Linked DNA regions of Homo sapiens: regions 1, 2, 4, 5, 6 and 7 are each linked to region 3. A link is a contact called in ENCODE Hi-C or POLR2A ChIA-PET data. All regions are on one chromosome and are shown on one strand. The core of a region is the stretch at or near the end of the contact, and the rest is flanking DNA. Distances in the headings are between cores, read along the strand shown. Region 1 overlaps SHQ1 (SHQ1, H/ACA ribonucleoprotein assembly factor). Region 2 holds the start of SHQ1 (SHQ1, H/ACA ribonucleoprotein assembly factor). Region 3 overlaps FOXP1 (forkhead box P1). Region 4 overlaps LINC00870 (long intergenic non-protein coding RNA 870). Region 5 has its middle 140 kb from the start of RYBP. Region 6 overlaps SHQ1 (SHQ1, H/ACA ribonucleoprotein assembly factor). Region 7 has its middle 36 kb from the start of RYBP.

The links. Hi-C counts contacts between places; a loop is a spot of excess contacts on that map. ChIA-PET counts read pairs that join two places held with the same protein, here RNA polymerase II (POLR2A). Pooled maps may share reads with other maps.
Region 1: a pooled map shows a loop between it and region 3 (8-fold over the local background). The contact joins two enhancer-like sites. A Hi-C loop is called at or near these places in 3 of 37 single-sample maps with no recorded cell type and 2 of 50 pooled maps.
Region 2: a pooled map shows a loop between it and region 3 (8-fold over the local background). The contact joins the promoter of SHQ1 here to the enhancer-like site in region 3. A Hi-C loop is called at or near these places in 3 of 37 single-sample maps with no recorded cell type and 2 of 50 pooled maps.
Region 4: a loop to region 3 is called in a pooled map, with 12 times the contacts of the local background. The contact joins two enhancer-like sites. A Hi-C loop is called at or near these places in 4 of 37 single-sample maps with no recorded cell type and 4 of 50 pooled maps.
Region 5: a loop to region 3 is called in a map with no recorded cell type, with 28 times the contacts of the local background. The contact joins two enhancer-like sites. A Hi-C loop is called at or near these places in 4 of 37 single-sample maps with no recorded cell type and 4 of 50 pooled maps.
Region 6: a pooled map shows a loop between it and region 3 (9-fold over the local background). The contact joins two enhancer-like sites. A Hi-C loop is called at or near these places in 2 of 37 single-sample maps with no recorded cell type and 3 of 50 pooled maps.
Region 7: a loop to region 3 is called in a pooled map, with 5 times the contacts of the local background. The contact joins two enhancer-like sites. A Hi-C loop is called at or near these places in 1 of 37 single-sample maps with no recorded cell type and 3 of 50 pooled maps. POLR2A ChIA-PET finds 5 or more read pairs at or near these places in 1 of 52 experiments (activated T-cell).

What each region holds. Positions count from the first base shown.
Region 1 is chr3:72,819,309-72,823,013 of GRCh38, forward strand. All of the region lies in intron 6 of SHQ1 (SHQ1, H/ACA ribonucleoprotein assembly factor), which reads right to left. Among named protein-coding and RNA genes, the nearest start is that of SHQ1, 27 kb to the right of the region's middle. RefSeq lists enhancers at 2,939-2,988, 3,009-3,288. Within about 2 kb of position 1,908, at least 13 of the 41 ENCODE cell types and tissues checked have a DNase peak (open chromatin) inside an H3K27ac peak, as active enhancers do.
Region 2 is chr3:72,846,262-72,849,983 of GRCh38, forward strand. SHQ1 (SHQ1, H/ACA ribonucleoprotein assembly factor) reads right to left here and starts at 2,184. Exons shown (of 11, transcript NM_018130.3): 1 at 1,937-2,184. The coding sequence starts at 2,079. RefSeq lists an enhancer at 2,403-2,502.
Region 3 is chr3:71,086,070-71,089,567 of GRCh38, forward strand. All of the region lies in intron 7 of FOXP1 (forkhead box P1), which reads right to left. It overlaps LOC124906247 (a long non-coding RNA gene), which reads left to right. Exons shown (of 2, transcript XR_007095956.1): 2 at 1-2,646. Among named protein-coding and RNA genes, the nearest start is that of FOXP1-AS1, 200 kb to the right of the region's middle. RefSeq lists an enhancer at 1,775-1,874. Within about 2 kb of position 1,287, at least 7 of the 41 ENCODE cell types and tissues checked have a DNase peak (open chromatin) inside an H3K27ac peak, as active enhancers do.
Region 4 is chr3:72,162,065-72,166,041 of GRCh38, forward strand. All of the region lies in intron 2 of LINC00870 (long intergenic non-protein coding RNA 870), which reads left to right. Among named protein-coding and RNA genes, the nearest start is that of LINC00870, 13 kb to the left of the region's middle. RefSeq lists enhancers at 680-729, 750-849, 1,850-2,119, 2,630-2,739. Within about 2 kb of position 2,072, at least 4 of the 41 ENCODE cell types and tissues checked have a DNase peak (open chromatin) inside an H3K27ac peak, as active enhancers do.
Region 5 is chr3:72,308,303-72,312,098 of GRCh38, forward strand. No RefSeq gene overlaps it. Among named protein-coding and RNA genes, the nearest start is that of RYBP, 140 kb to the right of the region's middle. RefSeq lists enhancers at 2,044-2,353, 2,534-2,713. Within about 2 kb of position 2,214, at least 17 of the 41 ENCODE cell types and tissues checked have a DNase peak (open chromatin) inside an H3K27ac peak, as active enhancers do.
Region 6 is chr3:72,755,795-72,759,814 of GRCh38, forward strand. All of the region lies in intron 10 of SHQ1 (SHQ1, H/ACA ribonucleoprotein assembly factor), which reads right to left. Among named protein-coding and RNA genes, the nearest start is that of SHQ1, 91 kb to the right of the region's middle. Within about 2 kb of position 1,322, at least 3 of the 41 ENCODE cell types and tissues checked have a DNase peak (open chromatin) inside an H3K27ac peak, as active enhancers do.
Region 7 is chr3:72,481,145-72,484,930 of GRCh38, forward strand. No RefSeq gene overlaps it. Among named protein-coding and RNA genes, the nearest start is that of RYBP, 36 kb to the left of the region's middle. RefSeq lists an enhancer at 1,365-1,865. Within about 2 kb of position 1,952, at least 16 of the 41 ENCODE cell types and tissues checked have a DNase peak (open chromatin) inside an H3K27ac peak, as active enhancers do.

The DNA of each region.
Region 1 (3,705 bases), core at 658-3,157, 1.7 Mb after region 3:
TTGTCAAATTAAGAATCCTGTATATTATAGATATAAACCCTAATCATCTTTCCAAAGCTACCATATCTCTACTGACTTTGTTTATGGTACCTTTTGCCATTGAAACACTTATTTTTCATGTAGTCAAATATGTCCATTTTTTTTTTAAGACAAGATTCTGGATTTATAGCTTTAGTTAAGGTTTCCCCAATCCTTGAATTGTACATGAAGTCTCTTTAAGATTAAATTTATTATCCATTAAGTGGAGGTACAGCATCATAAACAAAGGTCCTCATCCTGGTCTTCATATTGAGTAGGCTGAGGAATAAGAGGAAGAGGAAGGGTTGGTTTTGCTATCTCAGGGGTGGCAGAGGCAAAAGAAAATCCCCATATAAGCAGACCTATGCATTTCAAACATGTTTTGTTCAAGGGTCAACTGTATTTAATTTAAAATTTACTGGATTTAATTAATAAGACAGATAAACTGAGTGTTGACTGCCTCATTGGAGGACGCATCTGAAGTTCCTTAATTTAAATAAAAGCTCTCAGTTCATTTTAAGCAATTTGATTTAAGGAAATGGCATGAAGGCATATACTCACTGCAGGAAGAAAGCATACCTGACAAAATATTTTATGACTCCTTGTATTTAGCAAGAAGGTTAGAGACAGTATTCCCTTAGGTATGGTTTTTGAGATGTTCATTAATTTAGCTAATGGGAAAATGCCAGGTGTTCATGATCTCTGACTAGAGAAAAGTCTTTATATCCTAGTTGACTAATAGACCCCTGCTCCCACATAATTCTCAATCACAAAGTAAGCATGCCCAGAAACTATTTAGCAACATGTCAACTCTCTACATATTTATGCCTTCATTTTTAAGTAATCATACCTATCGACGTTTATCCATTTATAAAAGTTGACCTAGGCAATGTAGGTTCTGACGTTACATTATCCACATGTAAGTATTTCTACATTAGTCATTTTCAATAACTGTGCACAGAAGAAAAACCTACTTGAATTATTCTTCTGAATTCTTGGATACTAGGAGCTGCTAGACTTTCCCTAAAACACTTCCACCTTTTACTGAGCATTTATAAGTTCCACTGTGGCCTACTTCATTAATAACACACAAATGCATTTAAATTCTGAAATTCAAGCAAAGAAATCAGAGATGATAAATAACAATAACAACAAACCAGGAAATCACTAGAGAAACCAAAAGTCTGAGCTCCCTAAGGCCTTTTTTATTAGAGCTGTAAATCATATCACCCAAAGGGGAACTTGGGGGAAGTTTGCACACAATCAAGTCTAACCTAGCAGCAGTACTGGAAATAACTACAGATGCAGTGCCAACAATGCTTGGATGATTGCCACCATGAATAACATTTGTCAAGCATTTGTATGACTTAGCTACACTACAAAGCAGCTTTGCTATATAGTTCACAATGTTTTGGCTAATTATACTTTTAAAAATAATCTCCAGTGAAACAAAAGTCAGCTGAACTCTCAATACATTTGAGGAGGAAACTGGTGCCCTAGCATTGAAGCAAATGGCCAAGGACCACCTCCCAACATCAAAAACCCCACCAATATGTCTGAAGGCTGCAAAGGGACTATCAAAATGAAAGATGTCTGCAAGGTAGTCACTTTTCTCTTCCAAATATTTTCTAATTTTGTTACTTTTAAATCCTCCCTTCCTCTCTAAATCCCCCTCCCAAACATCCCTCTTATCTGGGTCAACAATTAAATCACAAAGGATCTCAATGCTCTCAGAGTAACGCACATCTGTCTATTACATTGTACATTCACTGGAACCAGATCAAGGGAACCAGAAAAAATTGTGCTGCATTCAAACCTTCAGCCTAAATGGGTAGCCCTGCAGTGCTACAACTTTCAAAGTTGACACTGACAGTTATCTCTACAAACACTGAAGGGCTCACTGGTGCCAAACAGGATGTCCCTGCTAGGAAGTTCATTGACTATAAATGTTACGTGGTGTCATAACAAGCAATAACGTGCCAAGACTCTGGAGCTTCAGATTAACCACTGAAAGACAACATGGGAAATGCGGTGAGTTCATCCTCATGAAACCAGAGCTCAGGGGAAGCACGGCGTTTAACACTTCCATTTACAAGCCTTTGGGGAGGAAAATCTGGATCACTACAAAGCTGGAGAAAAGTCTCCCTGTTGTAACTCAGGGCTGTGATGAAAACGACAAGAATTACAACCAAGGGAGAAAAAGAGGGAGCAAAGTTCACCACCTAAGGCTTATCTGGAATTCAAAGCAATCTAGGTTAATATTTTATGATACAGAATGAATCAAAGGTACACCCCTCACCTGCACTGTTGTATCTGCCTGGCGACACCTGATGAGGAGGTGTTAAACAGACAACAGCCCACGCTATGACACAAAGAGGAAGAAGGCCAGAGAGGCAAAGAACAAAGAGGAAGAGGAGAAAAGGTACAGCAGCATGCACCATAGTTCAGCAGAAAACTGTGATGTTTATTTCTTGGTTTATTTCTTTTCCCCCATATTTTATCCTGGCTCAACACACTTCAATTTATTCCTCCAATTCTGAGTGCCCCAAATATTTGAACCAGGATTTTTCAAATGAGAGAGAAATCTTGTTAACAAGGAACTTTCCCTTAAAGCTTTCTAAATGTATAAAAATTGTAATTTCACAGAGAAACCATCCAACTCCTGGCTCTCCTGTGACTGATTTTACTCTACAATAATAATTTCTAACATTTACAGGATTTTAAATACATCGTTTCATTCAATCTCAGGACAACTCTGAGGTAGGTACAGCATTCCACAGCAACCCAAAGGTGCAAGATCATATCGCAGGCATGTGGTGGAACAAGAAGTCCAACCCCAAGCCTACATTTAGTTTATATCTTACATTTGGTATTATTAGAAGAGACACGCTGTTCGACACAAAGCTCAAGTTCGTCTACCTTAGATCACATGTCCTTGCTATTTTTAAAGGTGGTTTTTAGAATGAATCACCATAATGGCTTTGCAGACTATGACTGTTCCTGATGCACCAGCCTGGCTATCAGTCATGGGTCAGATGAAGGGTCAGGAGGGCAGGTGGTTAAAAGGACTGAGTGGCTTGATCTCCTGCTAAAATTACACAAAGAAGACTAAGAGCATTGCTGACACAGAAAACTGGACTGAGAACAAGCTACAGTTTATCAAAGTAGAGCAAGTTAGAATTTAAATCAAAGGGAACGCCTTCTCTTGATTTTTAGGGCAACTAGCTCACCCTGGTGGACAGAAAACTCAACTACGCAACCATCAATTTTCTCCCACACCACCTCATTAAAATACCGTGCTAAAATTAGGGAAACTGACTCAAACCAGTTGACACACTTGATGATTTAAGTTTGTTCAAACTTCATGATCAGATCTACCTAGCATGTACAATTAACTATCTATATTCTGTTAGCAATCCTAAACCTGAAAATTTGTCTATATATACATAATGTGAGAAGTCTCTGAAAGCTGCTTAAACTCAAATATAAAAGTCAGGATTTGTTGAAAACGACAATAAATCTATAACAAAGAGTCACTATAGGCCGGGCGCGGGAGCTCACACCTGTAATCCCAGCACTTTGGGAGGCCGAGGCTGGCGGATCACAAGGTCAGGAGATCGAGACCATCCTGGCTAACAGGGTGAAACCCCGTCTCTAGTAAAAACACAAAAAATTAGCCAGGCGCGG
Region 2 (3,722 bases), core at 934-3,433, 1.8 Mb after region 3:
GGTTTTATTCATCCTTGGTATAGCAAACTGTATGTTCTTTTTTTTTTTTTTTTTAGACAGTCTCGCTCTGTTACTCAGGCTGGAGTGCGATAGCGCAATCTTGGCTCACTGCAACCTTCGCCCCCCAGGTTCAAGCGATTCTCTCACCTCAAGCTTCCCAAGTAGCTAGGACTACAAGCGCGTGCCATCAAGCCCAGATAATTTTTTTGTATTTTTAGTACAGATGGGGTTTAACCATGTTGGTCAGGCCGGTCTCAAACTCCTGACCTCAAGTGATCTGCCCACCTCGGCATCCCAAAGTGCTGGGATTACAGGAGTGAGCCACCACATCTGGGGGCAAACTGTATTATCAAAGAATGCCCATCTCACAGCACTCTTCCCAACCATGAAGGTCTATGTTCCCTCCCCTTAAAATTCAGCAGGCTCTGGGACTGTTTTGATGAATACAATAAAGCAGAAGTGACACAGGAATTAGACCTTTAACATATGAATTTGGGGACAAGAGTTGGGGGGGTGCCCACAAATAATCCATCCACGGCAACGGGTAAATAATAAAGCCTCGTTGTAACACTGTCCTAATAACAAATGAGATAATCCGTATAAAGCACTAACCTGGAGTAAAAATTCAATAAATATTTGCTACCACCATAATCTTCTTCCTATTCTTCACATCTTGGCTTAAATATCGCCTCCCCAGAAAGGCTTTTCCTGACCACTTTATAAAACATGGGCCCTTTTTCATTCTCTATTAGTGCACTTCTTTCTCCTCATAGCACTCACCACAATTAAGTACACTGTTTATTGTTTTCCTCTCCCCAGTGAAAAGTACATGAGGGCAGGACTTTGTCTTGTTCAGCACAATAATACCAACACTGAAACTCAATAAATAAATTAAAGAAATAAGTGAATTAAAAAACTGGAAAGTGCAATAATTCAAATACGGACGTTATATGGTCTAAGGGAAATCTGAGCAAAACTGGTTCAGCAACAGTGAAAAAACCACCTTGACTGGTGGAGAAGGTTTGTACCACAAAAGTACTTGGGTGGGAAAAGTAGGATGCAGCTACACTTCAGAAAGATTAGGAGGATGGATAAAGAGAAGGACAAGAGATTGGCAATACTTTAGGATGAATATGTAGCAGCGGGTTCTGTGGAATGGGGTTAATAGCAGTGCTTATCCCTAAGGATCACCGTCAAAGTTAAATGAGATACACCATCATAAAGCACTTAACGGAACTGCTTGTCCACCACACTACGAGTTATCAGTGTTAGCTGCTACCAAGGTTACGATTCTGCAAGGAGAATAATTTAAACAGATCAAGTGCTGACAGACCCTCACGGAGACTTGGGGGAAACAACCACACTTCAGGGACAAAACCAAACAGAAGAGCAGCAGACAGCAGGGAAGCAGGAGAACTAGGCTAATTTGGTGTCAAGAGGTCCAAAAAAGGTAAGAATTTCGGTAAGTAGGGAGCGGACAGACAAGAGATAGATCAACAGAAGGCGGCCTGGGCAAAGTTAAAAGGACCGACGGGTTGGGAAGTCACGGAGATGTCAGCGCGCGCCGTTCCCAGGAAGGGAGAGACTGGGAGAGCAAACGCGGAGTGAAAGGAAAGAACAGAACAAGTCAGAACGGGACGAGAACTAGGGCGACAGGGCAGAAACGGGAAAGTGACACGGTCCAAACGTCACTTTTTCAAGTGATTCCGCAATCCTTTGATATGGGATTTAAGAAAGCTCAAGAAGGAAAAGGGCTTCCGCAGCATCTAAAACGCACCCCTGGAAGAGGGCAGTTCCCTGGCACCAAGAGAAGCTGCGGAAACGTCGGGAAAAGGCATTCGCGCAATCGAGCACTGCTCTCTCGACCTTGCATTCTCCCTCTAAAGCAGCTATCTAACGAATGCGCCTTTCCTGCGGCCAGGCACCCCGAACTCGCCTGAGAAAGTATGGCTTGGCGTAGAACTTGAAGTCAGACCCCTCGAAGTAGACGTCGAACTCGGAGACCCGGGCGTAGGGCACGCGGATGGCGATAGTCAGGAAGTCCGGATCCTGGCTGAGGTCGAACGCCGGGGTCAGCATCGCCGCACCGGACGCAAGGGCCGGCGCCGCTCGCTCTCACTGCCGCCGCGTTCCCGCCACGCAAACTCTCCAACTCCCCACGCGCAGGAACTCTCGGTGTGAGGGACGGAGCTTCCGGCTCGAGGCGGAAGTGCTCGCGCGTAAGGCAGGAAGTCTCTCCCCACGCCAATCTCCATGGAGACGGGACGCCGTTCGAGAAGAGGCGGAACTTTCAAAACCCCCGGGCGGAGAAAGGGCGTGGCGAGTGGTGCCTGGGAGCCGGCGTTGAACCGGCGGGATGACTAGCAACCGAGCCTTTTTCGAGGTTCTTAGAGATGATTTTAACAGCACTGGCTTGACAGGTAAACAGACGTGCGTTTGAATCCCTTCCTGGCCACAACTTCTCAGCTGTAAGACCTTGGGAAAGTTACAAAACCTCTCTATATCTTCTGTAAAACGCGGATAATGCGAGAACCTAGCCCCATAGAAATGCTGTGAGGGTAGCATGAAATTGTGCATGTAGAACTCTAATAACGAACTTGGCAAGTTGTCAACGCTTGATGTGCTGAAGTAGTCACCGCAGTAGCCACAGCAGCACCGTTACAGTGGTTTCCCTTAGTTCTCACCTGCCTTGTGAACAATTCCTCTTACACTTTCCCTTTCCTCCCTCTCTCTTTCCACTTCTCTTTTTCTGCAGCTTTCTCTCTCATTCTTAACGGCTTATTTGAAGAGTTTTCTCTTTAACAGAGCGTCCGTCCCGCTAATCTCATCTAATCTACGCTGCAAACTCTAAAGAAAACGGCTCAGAGAGGTTAATCAGTACGTTTTATAACCATGCATTTTACAGTAATTAGAACTCAGAACGTTTGACTCTTAAACCGTGTCGGTGACTGCATTCACAAATTAAGGTCCCTCTGTATTCCCCTTCTTTCCTTTTTCTCACTCTTGTCCTTACACTTGTCTGAGGACATCTTTTCTGTCTTTTTTTCTACTTGTCTTCCTTGTATTTTCTCCCTTTGGAGTGTGCCCCTTACACTCTCTCAGTGCCTCTCCCGCTGGTTTCCCTCTTCCCCCACATATTCCCTTGGCCTTTCCACACATGTTGTTTCCTGTTATTCCACCACTAATTAGAATAATCCAGTTGTGGTATTTATTCCGTGGTTTTAAGTATCAGTGGAAAAGGGATGAAAAGTACTCTCCTAGGACAGTGGAGATAACCAGAAAACTTCAAAAGTCTTTTCAATCTCCAGCTGTTTTATGATTCTAAGGAGACATTCTTGAAACTTCATTAGGACTCAGAAAAAAAATTAATAGTAACAGGGGCTAACATTAACTGAATATTTACTATGTGCCAGCACTGCAGCAAACCCTTTGTAATGATCTCATTCTCCCTCCTGACCGCTCTATGAAGTAGGCATTATATATTCCCTTGGCTTGCACAGGATCTCACAGCTAGTAAGTGGTGCAATGGGAATTGAAACCCAGGTGAGTCTGATTCCTAGGCCCAGGCTCTACACTATTACAGAGTTGACTCCCTCTGTTATTACCACCTACTTTGTTTCACATTCTAAAGCCAAGCCTGCCTGCTTTAGACCATACTGAGCCTTACAAGTAATAGGCACTCAATATTGACAATGAATTGATGCCAACTTTGATTTAATAAA
Region 3 (3,498 bases), core at 37-2,536:
AAGGTCATGGTGGCAGGTCACGATTCAAACATGAATCCTTTGTTTCTAAAGCCTAAAGAGACTCAGGATGACATGGCTGAAAATTCTAGCATTGGAACTGCAAATATCGGATTGAAATCCATCACAACTGTATTCTTTGTAGCTGCAAACCTGAAACCAGTGTCTCATGTTGACAACTGGCCTTGCCCATGTTTTGTCCTTGGCCAAGGGGCAAAAAGAAAGCTCTGCCCTCTTTCAGACTGTGCCCATTACAGTTCTAGCTTACTTATCTAGGACTGCTAGTTAATTTCATATTAAGGAAATCTGTGAGCATCCCATGAAAGGGGATCTTCTCTCGTTCTTGCTTATGTGACAACAACATATACAAACATCATTATTATGCAATGTACCGGGGGGAAAGGGAGCACATTTGATAAATGTCATGATAATTTTATTCTTCGGGAATCTAAAATTGCTGTTGCCTTTTCTAATCTCCAGTGTCTCTAGCTGGTCCAGAGATAACGGCTCCCATCCCAGGCTAGAGACTCCATCTCTAATTTCCCCAAGTCTGTCAATGAGAGGCAGGGACTGAAATCCCAAGTTCTGTCTCACCGGATATTTTCCAGGAATGCCTCTCTTCCAAATCATCAGCGACATTTAACATGACCCTGAGCAGCAAACTTCTGCCCCAGAGGAAAGCAGAAAACCAATTTATGTAAAATTAAAAGCGATTTGCTTGATCCATCACTTGCTTCCACTCCCGTCCCACTTTCAACTGCAACACATTCAGCTGGAATTACAGGCTACCTCTTCGTCCTGCACTGGGGCATAGAATCTATCTATGCACAACCATGGAGAACAAACATTACAGAGAAAATAATGACTTTGGAAGCACCAGGCACCCTACCCAAACACAAGCTACATGTGTGTTCACAGATGGAAACTAACGGCTGTTTACCCTGAAGGCCCCATAAGAAAAATGCAGTCACCATAACAGTAAAATGCAACTTACTATTCAACATGAAACAAAGTGAGATAAAGAGAGGGCTAGGGACTGAATTCCAACAAAGAGCTCTTATAGTACCTTGGATTTCCTCGGGACAGTCCACACCATTCAAGAGCTGTGCAGGCCCTGAAGAGGTGAGCTGCACAACTGATGAGATCAAAAGACCAAGGCAGGAAAAGGGTTGCAGGTTAGCTCAGTTCTTTGTTGGGTGGGTCAGAGAACAGAACTCATGTGACATCATTTTGTGTCTTGCTCTGGAGGTGCACTTAGCAAAGCCAGAAATCCAATGTTAATTGATCAAACAACGACAACAAAATACCGGTTTTGTCTGGCAAAGGATTATGCAACATATTGATGTAAACGGCATCGAGCCGCATCAGAGGTACTCTGACCATTTCCTTGATGCAACAAATAAGGGCACGCATTCCTTGTCAGTGCATCACAAAATGACAACAAAAGTCATCCAAGGTTTCCTGTTGAGAGATGCCAGCTGGTATTGACAAAGGCTTAAGAGTGTCTTTCTCAGACCTCTGTGGTTTAGCACTTTGTCAAAACAGGATACTATTTAAATTAAAAATTTACTGATTCAAGTTCAGAAAAACCCTGCTTTGCTGTTTTTATAACCAAATTTGTGGGTGGGGAAACTTTGACCTTTATTTTTTCTTTTTTTATGACACCTTATATGGGTCTGAGAAGGTACTATATTTAGCAGGCTAGATTTGAGAACTAAGGTGTCTAAGCAAGATGACTATCACTTTCTATGAATTACTGTACATGTGAAATCATGGGCTTGTTATATTATGCAAAAGCGACTCATGTGAAACAAACAAAAATACCTGTTTGCATGTATAAGTTTTGTAAAATCTTTGTGGGGAGAGAAAGGGGAAATACACACTAGACTAGGCCACGGCATAATGTACCTCCCATGTGAATCTGGCTTAGTGTGCAAATGTATGTTTTCAGAGAAGGCTAAGCCAGGGCTGTAAGACTATGGTCAAAAAAGCAAAGCTGACGGTCAACCATAAGCAGTGCAGTGGTGAGAACCAAGATGCTGGGGAATAGATGGAGTCTCTGGAAATTGCGAAAGAGCAACCAAGCTTGTTTCTGATTGGGGGCTCTTAAACTTGCTCTTCCCCGAACCTGAAACTTTCTTCCCTAGATAGACGCAAGACTCAGTCCCTCACTCAGTCAAGGTCTCTACTCAAAGACCATTTCCTCAGAGTCCTTCCCTGGCCAGCCAGTCAAACATGGGACTGTCATCACCACGGTGTTTATCTTAATCTACTTTGTTTTCTTACAGATTTCATCGTCACACAACATGTGGTGATACATTGTTTTGTTTTTTGTTTTTTTTTTTTTGGCTTACCAGTTTAATGTCCCATAAGAATGTAATCTCCCGGCTGCTTTCTCTGCTGCTCACTCTAGGTGCCTCACTCTAGGTGTCTAGGTCAACACAACCACCCAATAATTTGTCAGATGTTTGTTGAACAGGGAATCTCATGAACAGTCTATTTGAGTTGCGTAAAGGATCTCATTATTTTTCTTGAACTTTCACCTGTCTAGCTAACTATTTATGGGAAAGGTACTAACAAAGTCATTCCAATGATGTCAAAGACTTCTGAGACACCAGAGATGCAGTTAGATATAAATATTAAACTACTTATTTTGCCTTAAAATCACTCTGAGATTATCTTTGAAGGTCTTACAGCTTTGAGAATATGCAACTTCCCATTGTTTAGGGGGAAACGCTGGAGGAAATTTGCATAATTTGAGAAAGAAATCGAACTCACCAAATACCTTAGTGCAGTTCATCTCTTTTGTCAATCTCTCTTTCTTATTAGTACAGGCAAATCTTTTAGTGAAGTGAATAATACTTTGGCCAATGACCTTACGCCAAGAGTACACCAGTGCTCAGGTCACATTTTGACCTTTCTTCCATCCAACATAGCTGAAGGATATGACACTTTATAAACAATTACACTGACTTGCTCTTACTCTGATTCTAAATAGGGCTAATGAGGAGGTTGGAATCAGTGGCACCCAACCTCCGAAACAAGCCCCAAAGATTCTCACCATTTGGTATTCATGCCTTGGATAGTACCTTCCAACACCATGTCAGGGCCGGTCTCTGTGACCAATAAATATGGCAGAAGTAATGGTATGTGATTTCCAAGGCTAGGTCACAACTTGGATCACTCTGGGAAAAGCCAGCTGCCACATCACAAGGGCACTGAAGTCACACTATGGAGAGGTCCACAGCCTGAGAACTTGAGGCCTCCTGCTGACAGCCATGTGAGCGAGCCATCTTGGAAGCGGCTCCCCTAGCCCCAATCATGCCCCAGCCTCACATTTTGACTGCAATCTCATGAGATGCTATGAGCCTGAACCACCCAGCTAAGCCACTCCCCTATCTCTGACTCACAGAAAGTGTGTAAAAGAATAAATGTTTAAACTGTAAGACACTAAGGTTTGGAGTAAATAACAGAGTTATCCAAATCTGATCATGAGGGCAG
Region 4 (3,977 bases), core at 822-3,321, 1.1 Mb after region 3:
AGAAAAAAATAATAGCTGACAAATACTGAGTACTTCCTAAGTGCGAGGCATTGTTCTAAGTATAAGTGCACTCCAAGGGTCACCATCTGTATGTCATAGCTGAGAAAATTGAAGTCTCTAGAGTTTAAGAAATGTGCGCAGGGCCACATGGTTAGCCCCTGGCAGATCTCCAGTTTGAATCCTGGCATTCTGACCTTGCCCCCAGCCCCTTTGCTTAACATACATAATAGGAACGATCGTTGCTCGAGCTTCTATCAATGCCGTTCCCTGAGGATGAAGCCCCACCCTGCTTCTCTGCACCGCTGACTCCTCTCACCCTCACTGTTCCCGGACAGTGGAGACAGCGTCTCTTTCGTTGCTCATCAAATCCTATGCCTGGCACAGCCCCAAGCTCAGCCAGTGTTTGTAACTCACCGGGTGTGTCAGCCCAGGACTCACCTCTCCTGGCAGGGCTGTCTTCATAAGGGATGATTTGCTTGACCAAAACAAACTCACTTGCGCTAACTTAAACACAGGGAAAGCAATCCTGAGGAGTTAGGTTATCTTGCAGGTCACAAGGACAAGAATTCATCTGGGTATCCTCTAGTTTAAGACTAGAAATTCCTCACAACAGACTGGTGCTGGGAATTGGAAAGCTGGCAGGAAGCAAATGGGCTCTTCCTCCTCTCTCTTTGGGTTCTTAAGGAGCACTTTTCTCCTTCTCTGCTTCATTTGCCTGCTTTTTGCTGTAGACCAGCCCCCAGCTCTCTGTTTGCACACCAGAACATGTGACTCCCAAATGCCTCCCCAGCACGGCCACCCCAACCACCCCAGCACAGGCAGCTCCAGCCCAAGTCTATGCACCTTAAAGGTTTAGTCCACGAAGCGACTTGATTTGTAAGTCTGAGCCCTAAGGCCAGGTCACTGGGAGGGAAATCCCATTGGCCCTGCTTGGTCAGGGGGTCACAACCTGGCTACAGATGACTCACTGGGGACTCTGGGAATAATCTCTCTCAAAAGGTAAAGTGGACAGGGACAGAGAAGATGATTAAGAAAGGAATAGAAATCCAGGGGAGGCCAGGCGCGGTAGCTCACACCTGTAATCCCAGCACTTTGGGAGGCGAGATGGGCAGATCACTTGAGGTCAGGAGTTCGAGACCAGCCTGGCCAGCGTGGTGAAACCCCCATCTCTACTAAAAATACAAAAATTAGCTGGGTGTGGTGGTACATGCCTGTAATCCCAGCTAGTGGGGAGACTGACTCAGGAGAATAGTTTGAACCCGGGAGGCAGAGGTTGCAGTGAGCCAAGATCACGCTACTGCACTCCAGCCTGGGCAACAGAGCGAGACTCCATCTAAAAAAAAAAAAAAAAAAAAAAAGAAGAAAGAAAGAAAGGCAGGGGAAAATTGAAAATTATGACAGAGGAAACAATGAGGTGAAAGAAAGGCCCAGTGTCTCAGATCGCCCTGGCTGTCCCCTGAGTTGAGGACACATCTCTTTCCTCCTTCTAAGAAGAGGCCTTGTCACTTTGTTCTTGCTGGCAGAGCTGGAAAGGCTTGAAGGAGACCACCCAGTGAGGTCACCACACAGTCCTCTTTGCTGCCCCCCATCCTCCCTGCTTTATGGTACCCAAGTCAGGGCTGCTGACCAACCACTGAGTGTCTTGACAAGTCTCAGAGAAGAGATGGACAAGGTACAAAAGTCCTCCGGCTGTTCGGCTGGGAATGGGCTCCCTAATTATGTTCTCAGCCCATACGCCCTGTGGCCACAGCTTCCAGTTAACTAGCAGCAGCCAGAGGGGTGGGGCAGGGGCAGACAGACCAGGTTCCAGGTAATTGTGGCCAAGCCGGAGCTGAACACAGAATGTGGAGGGTGTGCTGGCTTCTGGACACCCCAGATTATGGCTCTGGTGTTGTGTCTATATGATGCAACCAGGGTGTGTATCTTCCCCCCAGGGAAAGGCCCTCCCCACTCCAACCACCACCACAGGTGGTGTGGAGAACTTGCTAGATGCACGCAGTATCTTCTTCCTCCTTCTCAGGGGCCCTGCTGAGCCCAGAAGACCTAATTATATTTAGCGGGTTGCAGTTTAGGACTTGCGGTTAGGCAGGAAAGTGTGTGATTCTCCAAGTGTGGTTCCCCCTAATACCTGCATCTGAATCCCCTGGGGAGCTTATAAAAATGCAGCTTTCTGGGCCCCACCTTTGACCTATAGAATCAGAATCTCTGGATTGGTGGGGCCCAGGAGTCTGTACTTTAATAAACTTACTCTCTCCCCTCTGCTGCACATCAATCGTGTGCACACCAGTGATTCTGTTGTACTCAAAAGTTTAAGGACCGAAAATCACTGGCACAGTGGTTAAAAGCTTGGTGTCTAAACTTGGAGCCTGACTCTCTTATTAGCTGGCCCTGTGGCCAAATTAGTTACGATGCTTCATCTCAGTTCCCTCACCTGTAAAATGGGCATAAACACAGCATGCATGTCATAGAGTTACTGGAAGCACTCAGTGCCCTTAGCTGTAAATAGTGAGCACTGCCTAATGATAGCTGTCATGCTTTGTTGTGGTGGAGGACAGAGAGGATATGAAAGCTGTGAAGGCCAAAGACTAGAAGCCAACCCAGACTTAAGTCTAGAGCTGGCGGACTGGGGTGCCAGGGAAGAATGATCTCTGAGCAGAGCACAGCAAAGATGAGATGTCATCCAGGGCAAGGCCCAGAGGAGGTCACGTGCTGTAAAGTCCCTGCAGTGAGACAGCATGGGGCACCTAGGGACGAGAGCCAGACACAGTCAAGGGCAAGAAAGACAGGTAGGCAGGAGCCAGACTGGGAGAGGCCTGGTAGACCAAGGCGTGGGCACTTGATCCTGTGAATGATGAAGGGTCATGTAGGTTACATTTGCACACTGTTACACCTTTAGACACGGGCACCTGAGGTTCTTGCTTAGGGTGTGATTTATAGGGCTCTACCCTGGAGCCCACTGCCTCCCCGACAACCTGGTTGAGGAGTGGTGATACCTAAGGATTCGCCACCTGGAACCTACATCCACTTCTTTATGCATCATGCTTTACATACTTGGAACTCCTGCTCCAAACATCCTGAGCCTACCTTTAGGGTCTGTGCACACCTCTTTCTCTTGTCCCTCTTCCTTCTCCAGGGAGGCTGCTACAGCTTTTGTCCAGCAGGCCAATCTGAGAGGCAACCGTGTGTGTACAGGAGGGGTGGGCAACTCTTGGACTTGCAGTCTGTGGGGTCCACATGCGTGGGGCTGGAGATGGGCCTTGCACCCTCCTTTGTGCTCTTCTCCCAGGTTGCAGTAGGTATCGGGGCAGGACTGCTGCAGATTTGCTCTCTGGCTTGCCAGAAGGGAATGGACTAGGCGAGGCCTCCAGACTCAAGGCCTGCAGACCTGTTATGAGCCTGTTGCCAAAATCCCAGCCAAAGAAAATGGTGGCTTCTGGCTAAGTTGTGGTGGCTAGGAGTGGGGGAAGGTGACTGATTCAAGAACTATTCAGTAGGTGGCCTCATACTGTTCCCTGTCTTGTCTTTGACTGCTCATGGGAACCAATCCACCATTCCACAGGGAGGAGGAGAAAGTAATTTGAAGCTAGCAGGGTTAGATGCAGAAACAATAGGCTTATCCAGACTATACAGAAAAAGGTAAAAGAAAAAAAAATCAGTGACACACAAAAGCTAATACAATATTACCTCACTTGCAGAAGAGCATTGCTGAAAGACAGGACCTCTGGTGCATGGCAAAGACTGAAGAAGAGAGAAGTTGGGGAGGGAAGCTTTGAGTTTATGTGAGACTAAGGCTAGGTAGCAATCTCATGCCTTCTCATTGCTGCCAATGAAAAAATTTTAGCTTGCCATCAAAAAACAGAATTTCTGGAAAACTTATATCCTCCACTATGTGCTTGACAGCTTCCCCATGTTTGAAGACTCTTCTGATAAGATCAGTGTGGATATGAACACATGCGACCTTTTGATATTATGTAACA
Region 5 (3,796 bases), core at 964-3,463, 1.2 Mb after region 3:
GCATTTTTATTAAAAGTAGAAATGGGTTTCACCATATTGGTTAGGCTGGTCTCCAACTCCTAGCCTCAAGTGATCAGCCCACCTCGGCCTCCCAAAGTGCTGGGATTACAGGCATGAGCCACTGTCCCCGGCCCATTTGGGACATACTTGTACTAAAAACATATTCATTGTTGAATTAATTAACAGGGCCACCTGTGTTTTATCTGGCAGCTCACTGGAGTTCGGCCTTAGGCTGGGTCCTCTGGGGTAGCAATAGGGCAGCAAACCTCTCATGGTTCAGACTGGATTATGTGACTATCCTGAGCCAGTCACTGTGGGCAGAAGAACTTAATACATCGGCTGCTATCACCTGGTTTACACACTCCATCCCCAGACTCAGAGTCTGTCTACCTCTAGCTTCTGGGAAGAGGGTGCTTCCCTTAAAGAAAAAGCAAGTACTGTAGATAGTACTGTAGATGCGGTATATGAAAGGAAGGAAAAACAGGATCTACTGTGAGCAGATGCAAGGAGGAGAGATTCTTAAACCAGAGGCAGGGATGTGGGTGTCCCCCAGCTCCAACTAGCGGAGTAAGCCCAGCTGGCCTGGTACCAAGAGATAAAAGTAGATCTTTGAGAAAAAGAACCCCAGGTTGTCCTGGCTGACTCTTTGACAGCATCTCTGGGTAAAACAACCTGCAGGAAGTCCTTCCCTAACTCTCTTCTCTGAGGCTCAGTGTTCTCATCAGCAAAATGAGTATAAGAATTCAAACTTCTGATCAGGCATGTGGTGATTCACGCCTATATTTCCAGCATTTTGGGTGGCCGAGGCAGGTTGCATCACTTGAGTTCCAGAGTTCGATACCCACCTGGGCAACATAACAAGACCTCGCCTCTAAAAAAAAAAAAAAAAGAATTCAAACTTCTTGGGGGGAGTTGTGAAGATTATCTGAGGTTCAACTGACTCCTAACTTGAGACCCAGTTAGTTATTACATAATAGTCACAAATTCAGTTGGCAGCACTCAAAAATTTATTTCCTAAGGGTAGATTTTTTACAAAGTGGGGTTCCAGTCCCAGTAATCTTTCATTCCTTGACAATACCAATTAATTATGATTGCTTGTTGTGGCTTCTCAGCCTCAGCACTGACATTTTGGGCTGGATACTTCTCTGTTGTGGGGGGCTGCCCTGTGCATGGTAGGATGTCTAGCAGCACCCCCAAACCCCACCCACTAGAAGCCAATAGCAGCTGCTTCTTAGCTGTGACAGCAGAAATGTCTTCCAGACATTGCTAAATGTTCCCCTAAGGGGTAAAGTCATTCTCTCCTCTAAGAACCACTGTGATAATAGCATAAAATACAAATATATATTCGTATAAACATGTATTAAGATATTGTGTTGAATGTGTACTGTAAGCCCTATATTATGCATATCCCATTGGGGAAGCTTATCAATGTGGACTGAGCCAGCTGAGGTCTCTTAAAATAAAGTCCGTATAAATTGGAGGGAAGACACCACTTCCTGAAGTAGGCAAGCCCGAGTGTCTTCCTGCCCCTAGGGACTTTCAAACTGCATTAAAAATGAGAATCATCTGTCTCAAAAATGTTTCCTTGTCAAGTTAATTGAATGGAGGAGGAGGTGGGGCAATGCCCAATCACCTCTTCCGCCTCCGTTTTAGCAAAAGCCAAAGGGCTTCTGGGAGCAACATCAGGATTTGTGTAGTGTTGGCGTCTTAAAGTCATGCTTTACTTTTTAACGATTCTTTTTAAGTTATAAAAATAATGCCGACAGCCAAGCCATGGCGGGTGGGAGGGAGGGATGGGGGTGTCCACAGGTAAAGACCAGGAAGATAGCAAAATTCAATTGAAGGCTGTCCTAGACGTTGCATGGAAGCCGCGGTTGCCTCTCACTAGCTGGTGTCCTTGGGCTAGTTACCTAATCTCTGACAGGGCTGACTTCACAAGCCTGTGTCCCAGGCAGTCACTCAGGGCCTGTGATCAGAAGGACACCTCACTTGGTTTAACAGTCTGCTGTGGTTTCAGTCTTGAAGTTCTTAATTTTTAAACCAAAGACCCCACATTTTTATTTTACACTGAATGTCCTAAATCATGCAGCCAATCCTGCTCTCTGAACTCAGTTTTTACATCTGTAAAGTGGGGGTCATGACACCCTCCCATTGCAAGACGACTGTGAGGGTTACACACTAGTCCAGGGGCTGACAGCTCTCAGCACTGCAGTTCCCTGCCCGGCCATCCCAGTGGCTGAAACAACAGTGTTTGCAGTCATTCTCAGGCCCCATCTCAGAAGGAAGTCTTTAACGACGGGCCTGAGACCATGACTCTGAGCTTCCGGAACCTTTGAAATTCTCTCTGTTTATTATTTTTGTGACTACCATCTGTTTCCTGTAGCAATGAACTCTTTAAATGAAAAGGTCTGTGGACTGAGGGGTGGAGCAGGAGGACAGCGGGGAGACTCCACCCTCCAGGGCAGCCTGGCTGGGGAGGAGAGTCCCCAGGGGAGAGTTGGCAGAGCAGAGCAAACAAGCAGCGTCCCCAGAGTGCCTGCAAGGCAGGAAGGAAGATCGCCTTCTCACGTTGCACCCTGTTCAGCTTTCCGAAGAGGGAGACAAAGGTGGAGTTGGAGCCAGTCCTCAGATTCGCGTGACTCCATGGCCCATCTTTTGCCTCCCTCTGCACGCCATGAGCTTCTGTAGTTAAAGGGCTCCTGGGGGCTGCGGCTCACCATCGCCCCACCTCCGCAGGTGGACTCTGGCAGGTTCAAGGAGGTAGAAGTGCTGAGGGACCCTGTCCTCTTGTCCTTTCTATCACTGCTACCCCAGCAGGTGTCCAGGCCCCCACCCCATCTCCACAGTTTGCAGATGGCCTGCGATGCTGAAACAGGAACATCCATGAGGGAGAAGTCGAAGGTGCCAGACAAGCACTCGGGACATGGCTGGAGGTTCCCCTCTGAGCTAGGAGGTCCCACCAGCTGTCCACAGAAAGGACCACCTTTGCAACTCCCATGTGTTGATGCTGTATGGTAACGCAGTAATAAGCTGGAGGGTGTGGAGGTGCTGACTGAGAGCCCTTGGGCATTGTTGGTGGGTGACCCAAGTCCCCTCTCCAGGAGGGGCTGGGCAGTACCTGGAAACTGAGTTTCCTCCAGCCCACATGGCCGCAGGACCTCTCTCCTTTATTGTGTCCCCTCCATCTCTCTTCCTTCCCCACCCAGAAGAAACCTTGCCATCTCCAGGCCCAGAAATTCATCTTGTTCCCAGCTCTCCTCCCCACTTCCGTCACTGATGCCCATCAGTCCTTCTCCTCCCCGCAGGCCTAAGATTTTGCAACTCCAAGGCCAAGAGCTGACATTCTCTTCTCTCCGAGTTGCTGCCTCTCCCGAGGCAATGAGAACAAAATGCACACAGCAGCCAGAATGGAGGAGGGGACGAGGGTAGAGAGAAACACCAGGAATAAAAACCTCATGCCTTCATACTTTCAGAGTCACCCGCCACCCCACTACATGCTCTTGAGGATTTATGGCAAGACCCATGATGATTTTTTTTGCTGATTTGTTTCACAAAAAAAAATTGACCTATGACTGTGGGAATGTGTCACCAAAGGAAAATAATCTCTTAGGTGACAAGATGCTGGAGGAAGGAGAGGTCCCCTTGCCTTGTGCCTCAAGACACCAAACTATCAAAGGAGGCACAGGGAGAGACCCAAAGCCCAACATTACCTGGGCTGGTACTGATTTCTTGAGGCTGAAACCAATCAAGTTTTCTCAGCCCCAGGCCCCTGTTCCTCCACGCTCTGAAGATGACC
Region 6 (4,020 bases), core at 72-2,571, 1.7 Mb after region 3:
GTAGTTTTTCTCTGTCGTACTCAAAACTGACTAGGCTAGTTCATGTCCAAAAGCTTGGTCAAATGGCATTATTAGATAACCACTCTTACAAACATCAGGTACTATTTATTTCTTTATTTAGAGACAGGTTCTCGCTTTATTGCCTGGGCTCTGGAGTGCAGTGGTGCAATCAGCGCTCCCTGTAGCTTTGACCTCCTGGGCAAAAGTGATCCTCCCACCTCAGCCTCCTGAGTAGCTGGGACTACAGGCACATGCCACCACACCCAGCTAATTTTTATATTTTTTGTAAAGACAGGTTCTCCCTATGTTGCCCAGGCTGGTCTCCAACTCCTGGGCTCAAGTGATCCTCCCACCTTGGCTTTCCCAGAGTTCTGTGATTACAGGCATGAGCGGCAGCCCTGGGCATGGTACATTTTGATACTCTCAACAAACACATAGGCTGAGTTACTAGTTATAGTATATGTTTTTTGTTTGTCTGGTTAGGTTTTTCTTGAGACAGACTCTCACTCTGCCTTCCAGTCTGGAGTGTGGAGTGCAGTGGAGCGATCTCAGCTCACTGCAACCTCCACCTCCCTGGTTCAAGTGATTCTCCTGCATCAGCCTCCCGAGTAGCTGGGATTACAGGCATGCGCCACCACGCCCGGCTAATTTTTGTTATTTTTAGTAGAGATGGGGTTTTGCCATGTTGGCCAGGCTGGTCTCAAACTCCTGACCTCACAGTGATCCACCCACCTTGGTCTCTCAAAGTGCTGGGGATTACAGGAGTAAGCCACCATGCCTGGCTAGTTACATGTTTTATATCTAAGTGAGGATCACCTACCTGTTAAGAATATATTTATTATAGAATGAAGAGACGCTGCATTTAAAAGAGACAATTGGATACCACTGCTGTCATATTTTAATAAAACCACACTCAAAATAGATTTTTCTTAGAAAGTTACTGGAAATGTAATCCTACAATGTAACTTAAAAAAGACCTTTCATTCTTTCTGCATATGTGAAATAATATCCTATTTGGAGAATTTCTCTTTAAAGACTGCAGACAAGTTATGCTACATGTAACTACCACGAAAGAGTAATTGCAACAGCAGAAAGTACTTGCCTTTACTATGGCTAAGCTGATACAAAATTTCCTCAATTATTTTACATTTGGTGACTGTAGGAGGGGGAAAGCCTCCGCAGCCTTATGAAGCAACCAAAACAAAATGCAAAAGGAGCCTGAAATGTAGGGGCAGGGGGAACTGGGTATAAATGGAAAGCATACATCCTGTTTTTTTGCTGTAGAGTTTTGTCTCAAACTATCAATCAACTTTTCACCACTTCCTGCAATAGCAGGTCTACTATAAATCTCAGAGTAACCGACTAGGTTTCATTTCCTCTGCCCAAACCTAGAAGCCTGCCAGGCATGACATACTGAGACTAGAGCCCACAATTGATCACAGAGGACAAGACTCCAGTGAGGCAATTCCAGACAGTTCAAACTGGATGCTTACTGGCTAACTCGGCCTTTTAATTTCATAGCATACAAAACACACAATCTCAGGTTCTATCTGGGACCAAACAGTAGATCAAATTTCTTCTCTTTCCTTTTTTTTTTTTTTTTTTGAAAGATGGGGTCTCACTGCATTGCCCAGGCTGGAGACCAGTAGTCAAAGGAGCAGTAATACCACAATACAATGTTGAACTACTGGCCTCAGCAGCCCTCCTGCCTCAGCTTCCCAAGTAGGTGGAACTACGGGTACGTGCCACTGAGCCCGGCTTCAACTTTCTGAAGGGCATTTACTGCACATCAATGGTAGACTGGATAAAGAAAATGTGGTACATATACACCATGGAATACCATGCAGCCATAAAAGGAACAGGATCATGTCCTTTGTAGCAACATGGATGGAGCTGGAGGCCATTTTCCTTAGCAAACTAATGCAGGAACAGAAAACCAATTACCGCATGTTGTCACTTGTAAGTGGGAGCTAAATGATAAGAACACATGGACACATAGAGGGGAACAACACACACCAGGGCCTATCAGAGGGTGGAGGATAGGTAGAGGGAGATGATCAGGAAAAACAACTAATAAGTACTAGGCTTAATACCTGGGTGGTGAAAATAATCTGTACATCAAACTCCCATGACACAAGTTTACCTATATAACAAACCTGCACGTGTCCCTGAACTTAAAAGTTAAATTTTTTTAAAAGGGCTTTTATGATAATGACATATCATAATTCCTCTCTATTGAAAAGAACCAGTTCCATACTTTAGGTTCCTTGGCCCAAAACACATGTATGTAGCCTGATCTAAAGGTAATGCACTGGCTTTAAGTAGAAGTTGCTGGTGAAATTCCTATCTTGAATCTGAGAGCCGCCAAGAAAAACAAATACCAATGGATGCACAGAGGAACCTGAAGCTGTCTCTTCTTATTCTATAACAGTGAGAAGCACTTCCAGCGCAGCCATTAACAAAAACATTCAATCTCTAAGAACAAGAAACGACTAACTTAACACAAGGAAGGCTGCAAGCTAAAGAGTTATTTAAACCATATCTAGTTTGGGCCAATAACACAACTTCTCATACAAATTTCAACTGGTTTTTATGCCATTTCGTGGGCATAGGCTCTGAGAAACATCATCTAGTCCATGGATCAGCAGAATCATTTTCTGAAAACTCCCTGTATTAGTTTCCTAAGGCTGCCATAACAAACCACCAAAAACTGGTAGCAGAAAACAAAATATATAAATTTATTTTTCACAGCTCCTGAGGCTACTATTTTTTCTTTTTTTTTTTTTTTTTTCCGAGATGGAGTCTCATTCTATTGCCCAAGCTGGAATGCAATGGCACGATCTCGGCTCACTGCAACCTCCACCTCCTGGGTTCAAGCAGTTCTCCTGCCTCAGCCTCCTGAGTAGCTGGGATTACAGGCACTCACCACCACGCCCGGCTAATTTTTGTATTTTGGTAGAGACAGGGTTTCACCATGTTGGCCAGGCTGGTCTCAAACTCCTGACCTCATGATCTGCCTGCCTTGGCCTTCCAAAGAGCTGGGATTACAGGCGTGAGCCACCGCACCTGGCCAAGGCTACTATTAATAGTCCAGAATTAAGGAGTCAGCAGGTTTGGCTCCTTCTCAGGGCAGAATCCCTTCCATGCCCTTCTCTTAGCTTTTGGTGTTGCTGGCAATCCTTGGAGTTCCTTGGCTTGTAAATGCATCACTCCAAGCTCTGCCTCTGTTGTTCAGGGTGTTCTCCCTATGTGTTTGTGACTTCACATGGCCATCTTCACTCTGTTTGTGTCTTAGTGTCTCTTCTTTTCTTATGAGGTTACCAGTTATGGTGGATTAAAGGCCCACCCTACTCTAGCATGACCTCATCTTAACTAATTACATATGCAATGACTCTATTTCTAAATAAGGTCACATTGTGAGGTTCTGCAAGGACATGAAGTTTGGAGGGACATCACAGGGCATCACTATAACACAGTACACCCTGTAGAGCTGAAATCAATAGTGGAGATGCTCATTAATAGAGGATAATAGACCAGAAAAAAGTAAATCAACTTAAAATGGAGACCAAAATTTAATAGTAAATAATGATGATAAGGTTAAAACTTCACCTTGAGGCTGGAGGCAGCAGCTCACACCTGTAATCCCAGCACTTTGGGAGGCCAAGGTGGGCGGATCACTTGAGGTCAGGAGTTCGAGACCAGCCTGGCCAACATGGGGAAATCCTGTCTCTACTAAAAATATAAAAATTAGCCGGGTGTGGTAGCAGGTGCCTGTAATCCCAGCTACTCAGGAGGCTGAGGCAGGAGAATCACTTGTACCTGGGAGGCGGAGGTTGTAGTGAGCAGAGACTGCAGCACTACACTCCAGCCTCAGCAACAGAGGGAGACTCTTGTGTCAAAAAAACAACAACAAAAACCAAATACTTCACCTTGAAACAAAACTACAAACTACAAAAATAAATTGATGAAATATTTAACAATGTTAACAATATGTAGGTTAAAACTGCAACCATGTACTAA
Region 7 (3,786 bases), core at 702-3,201, 1.4 Mb after region 3:
CTGCCTTCTGCGTGGGAGGGCACAGCATTCAAGACACCATCTTAGAAGCAGAGACTGGGCCCTCACCAGACACAAAACCTGCCAGTTCCTTGATGTTGGACTTATCAGAATCCAGAACTGTGAGAAATAAATTGATAAATTACCCAATTTGTGGTATTTTGTTATAGCAGCACAAACAGACTAAGATAGATACTAATACTAATACAATACCAACATCAAAACTGCTAGCAGGCTGGGCATGGGGTTCACACCTGTAATCCCAGCACTTTGGGAGGTCAAGGCAGGCAGATCTCTTGAGGCCAGGAGTTTGAGACCAGCCTGGCCAACATGGTGAAACACTGTCTCTACTGAAAATATAGCCAGGCATGGTGGTGTGTGCCTGTAACCCTGAGTAATCTTGGGAGTCTGAGGCACAAGAATCGCTTGAACCCAGGAGGCAGAGGTTGTAGTGAGCCGAGATCCTGCCACTGCCCTCCAGCCTGGGTGATAGAGCAAGATTCTGCCTTTAAAAAAAAAAAAAATGCTGCTAGCAATGCACTTCACTAATACTCATTTTACACTGCTAATACTTGTCACCCAGAAAACCTCCCTCCTGGAGAGCCCCAGGTTCTTCAGAACTCAGTAATCACTCTTTAACAAACAAAGAAAATGGTTTCAGCCCCACTGCAGCACTCTGACACATCTTCAAAAACTCCACAGATTTCCAGAAAGACATACCTTCTCCTGGTCAGTGGGGGTTACGCCCTCGGTCACCACTGTCATCTGGTCCTTAGCCATCATCCTCTGTTCCTGAAGCTGCCATTCTCTCTCCCCATCTCTGTTACCCCTGGACCACCTCACATCTGCCATGCCTCATAGCATCATGAACACAAAGCTGGTTCCCAAAAGTGTTTGTGGATAACGGAAGGGGTATTGCAGTCCTGCATATCTGGTCAATTACAGGAACACAGCATCCTGGTTCTTGGCTGGGTGCAGCGGCTCACATCTGTAATCCCAGCACTTTGGGAGGCAGGTGGATCACTTTAGGTTAGGAGTTTGAGACCAGCCTGGCCAACACGGTGAAACCCTGTCTCTACTAAAAATACAAAAAATTAGCCGGGTGTGGTGGTGCACACCTATAATCCCAGGCACTTGGGAGGCTAAGGCAGGAGGATCACTTGAACCTGGGAGGTGGAGGTTGCAGTGAGCCAGGATGGCACTGCTGCACTCCAGCCAGGGTGACAGAGCGAGGCTCTATCTCAAAATATTTTAAAAAGTAAAAAATAAATAAAAATAAAAAAAGCAATATAGCATCCTGGTTCTTGAGTTTTCTGGACTGTCCCTACACCGGGGGCTTCTCTTGCTCTAGAGATGTCCTTGCTAATCATTGCTCTCCTGAGCTGCCTCTGTTTTTCTCTGGACCCTCTCCTCTCAATCCCTTCCTGCTTCCCATCTCTGTGGCCTTGGCTTCTTCTTAACAAGCTTGCCACCCCCAACTTCAAATTCCTGTCAATTTGTTGTAAACAAGCTACCTCTGTTTGTGTCTTGCCTTTTCCCACCAGGGAGGTATAGACATGGTTAAAGACACGGCCTCTGGCACTGGAAGGCCTCCTTTTCACTCCCAGCTAGGCATTCTTCAAATCCTTCCTATCCCTATTTTACAGCTGACAAAACTGACTTCCGGGGGATTTGGTTTTGCTCAAGGACCCAGGGTCCTTCAGGGGTAGGTAGGAAAGATCTGGGACAACTCCCAGGCCTCTTCCAGGCAGAAGGAGAAGTAGGTTGGAGAATGCTAGTTGAGGGCACCTGCAAAAGCTAAATCAAGACTGCCTGAAGCTTAGGAGGAAGGAAATGTGTGTAGATTTAGTTCCTAGAGGGCTTATAAATAGGACCATTGCTCATTTGTCCTGAAAAGTCGCTGGGCAACCTTCCCGAGGTGAGGGGTGGGGGCGGGGCCACATGCCCTCCTGAGGTCATTTCTAGCTTGATGATTCACACGGCAAAATCCCAGCGTGGGTTCAGCGCCCCTCCCCGCACCCGCCCCGTGTACTTTCATTTTGCATTATGATTTTTCACTCAAGCTGATGCGAACCCAAATTGATGTCATTTCCCTCCCAATAAGCTCTTGACCAGAAAACATCTAATTCTCCATCTAGCTGGGATTTTTTTTTTTTCACTCAGTTTCTATAAAATCATGCTGCAGTTTGCCTCGATATTTTCTTCTCTTTTAAAGATAGCATTTGTCAAGGCTTATCTTCTGGTCGTAAAACTAATATATATGCTCACTGCAAAAGAATCTGGAACACAAGAGGCCTGAAAGAAGAAAATAAAAATTATATATAGCATCACACACGTAGACAAACAGGAAAGATCATAGTATGTTTTCTTTCTGTCTTCCCCTTGTATATATATCTTTAACATAATTAGATCAAATGCTTTTTTAAAAATCTATTTAAGAGTGAGAGGGAAGAATCATAGATTCTGGCTTCAGCAGAACATGTGTTTTAATAGGTTATATTTATTGAGGGCTGAAAATGTTCTAGGCACTTTACTCAGTGTGTATTGGTGGAATGTCAGCCATTTATGTTCATTGCTTTTCAAAATCCTCACAACAGCCCCTGAGAAAGATATTACTATCATGCCCATTTTACAGGTGAGGAAGCTGAGGCTCTGAGACGTCCCAAGAACAGCTGGTTCATAAAGCAGCTGGGATTAATTTTAATTAAAGTCATCTTGCTTCCACAGGCTGGGCTCTTAAACTTTTTATTTATTTATTTATTTATTTATTTATTTATTTATTTATTTACTTTTCATAGAGACAGGGTCTCACTGTGTTGCCCAGGCTGGTCTCGAACTCCTGGGCTCAAGCAATCCCCCCAACTTGGCCTCCGAAAGTGCTGAGACTACAAGTGTGAGCCACCACACCTGGCCAGCTATTAACCTTTATAGTATGTATAGAGTTTGTCACTTCATAGGGATAAGTGCTTCAATTGGGAATGCCATGAAGGCAACACTGGCCTGCTTCTCATGTAACTAAGAATTTTTTTTTTTTTTTTTGAGACAGGGTCTCACTCTGTCGCCCAGGCTGGAGTGCAGCGGTACAATCTCGGCTCACTGTAATCTCCACTTCCCAAGTTCAAGCGATTCTCATGCCTCAGCCTCCTGAGTAGCTGGGACTACAGGCACACACCATCACACCTGGCTAATTTTTGTATTTTTTGGTAGAAACGGGGTTGCACCATGTTGGCCAGGCTGGTCTCGAACTCCTGACCTCAAGTGATTCACCCACCTCAGCCTCCCAAAGTGCTGGGATTACAGGCACGAGCCACCTCACCGAGCCTGTAACTGGGAATATTTTAATCAAAGCACAACATACTCGTGGAACAAAGATCATGCTCCATTCTGACCTTCTGCAACCCTTTGCTTTAAAGAATATATAGGGAGAAAGGAAACTGGAGGAAAAGGTCATAAGCGTACTTGCCAGTGCTACTACAAGTTTGCCCATGCCTTCCTATAAGTGTTGCTATTTTAGTGCTTGATGGACATCTAAAGTGTCCCTGGGCATGGGGGAGCTGAGAGGTGCTGGGGCTCAGCACAGATGCTGTAAAGTGACTGCTCATTCTTTCTGTGGCCATTCATTGACTACCTACCGTGTGTCTCTCAGGCACAGTGCTCAGCATGTACTCCAAATGTAATCTGTATAAAACCAGCATGCCCATGGGGTCGGCTTCAAAGTGTTGAAGTGATATCATAATGTATTAGTCATTCTCATAAAGTATGCTCATAAAGACATACCTGAGACTGGGT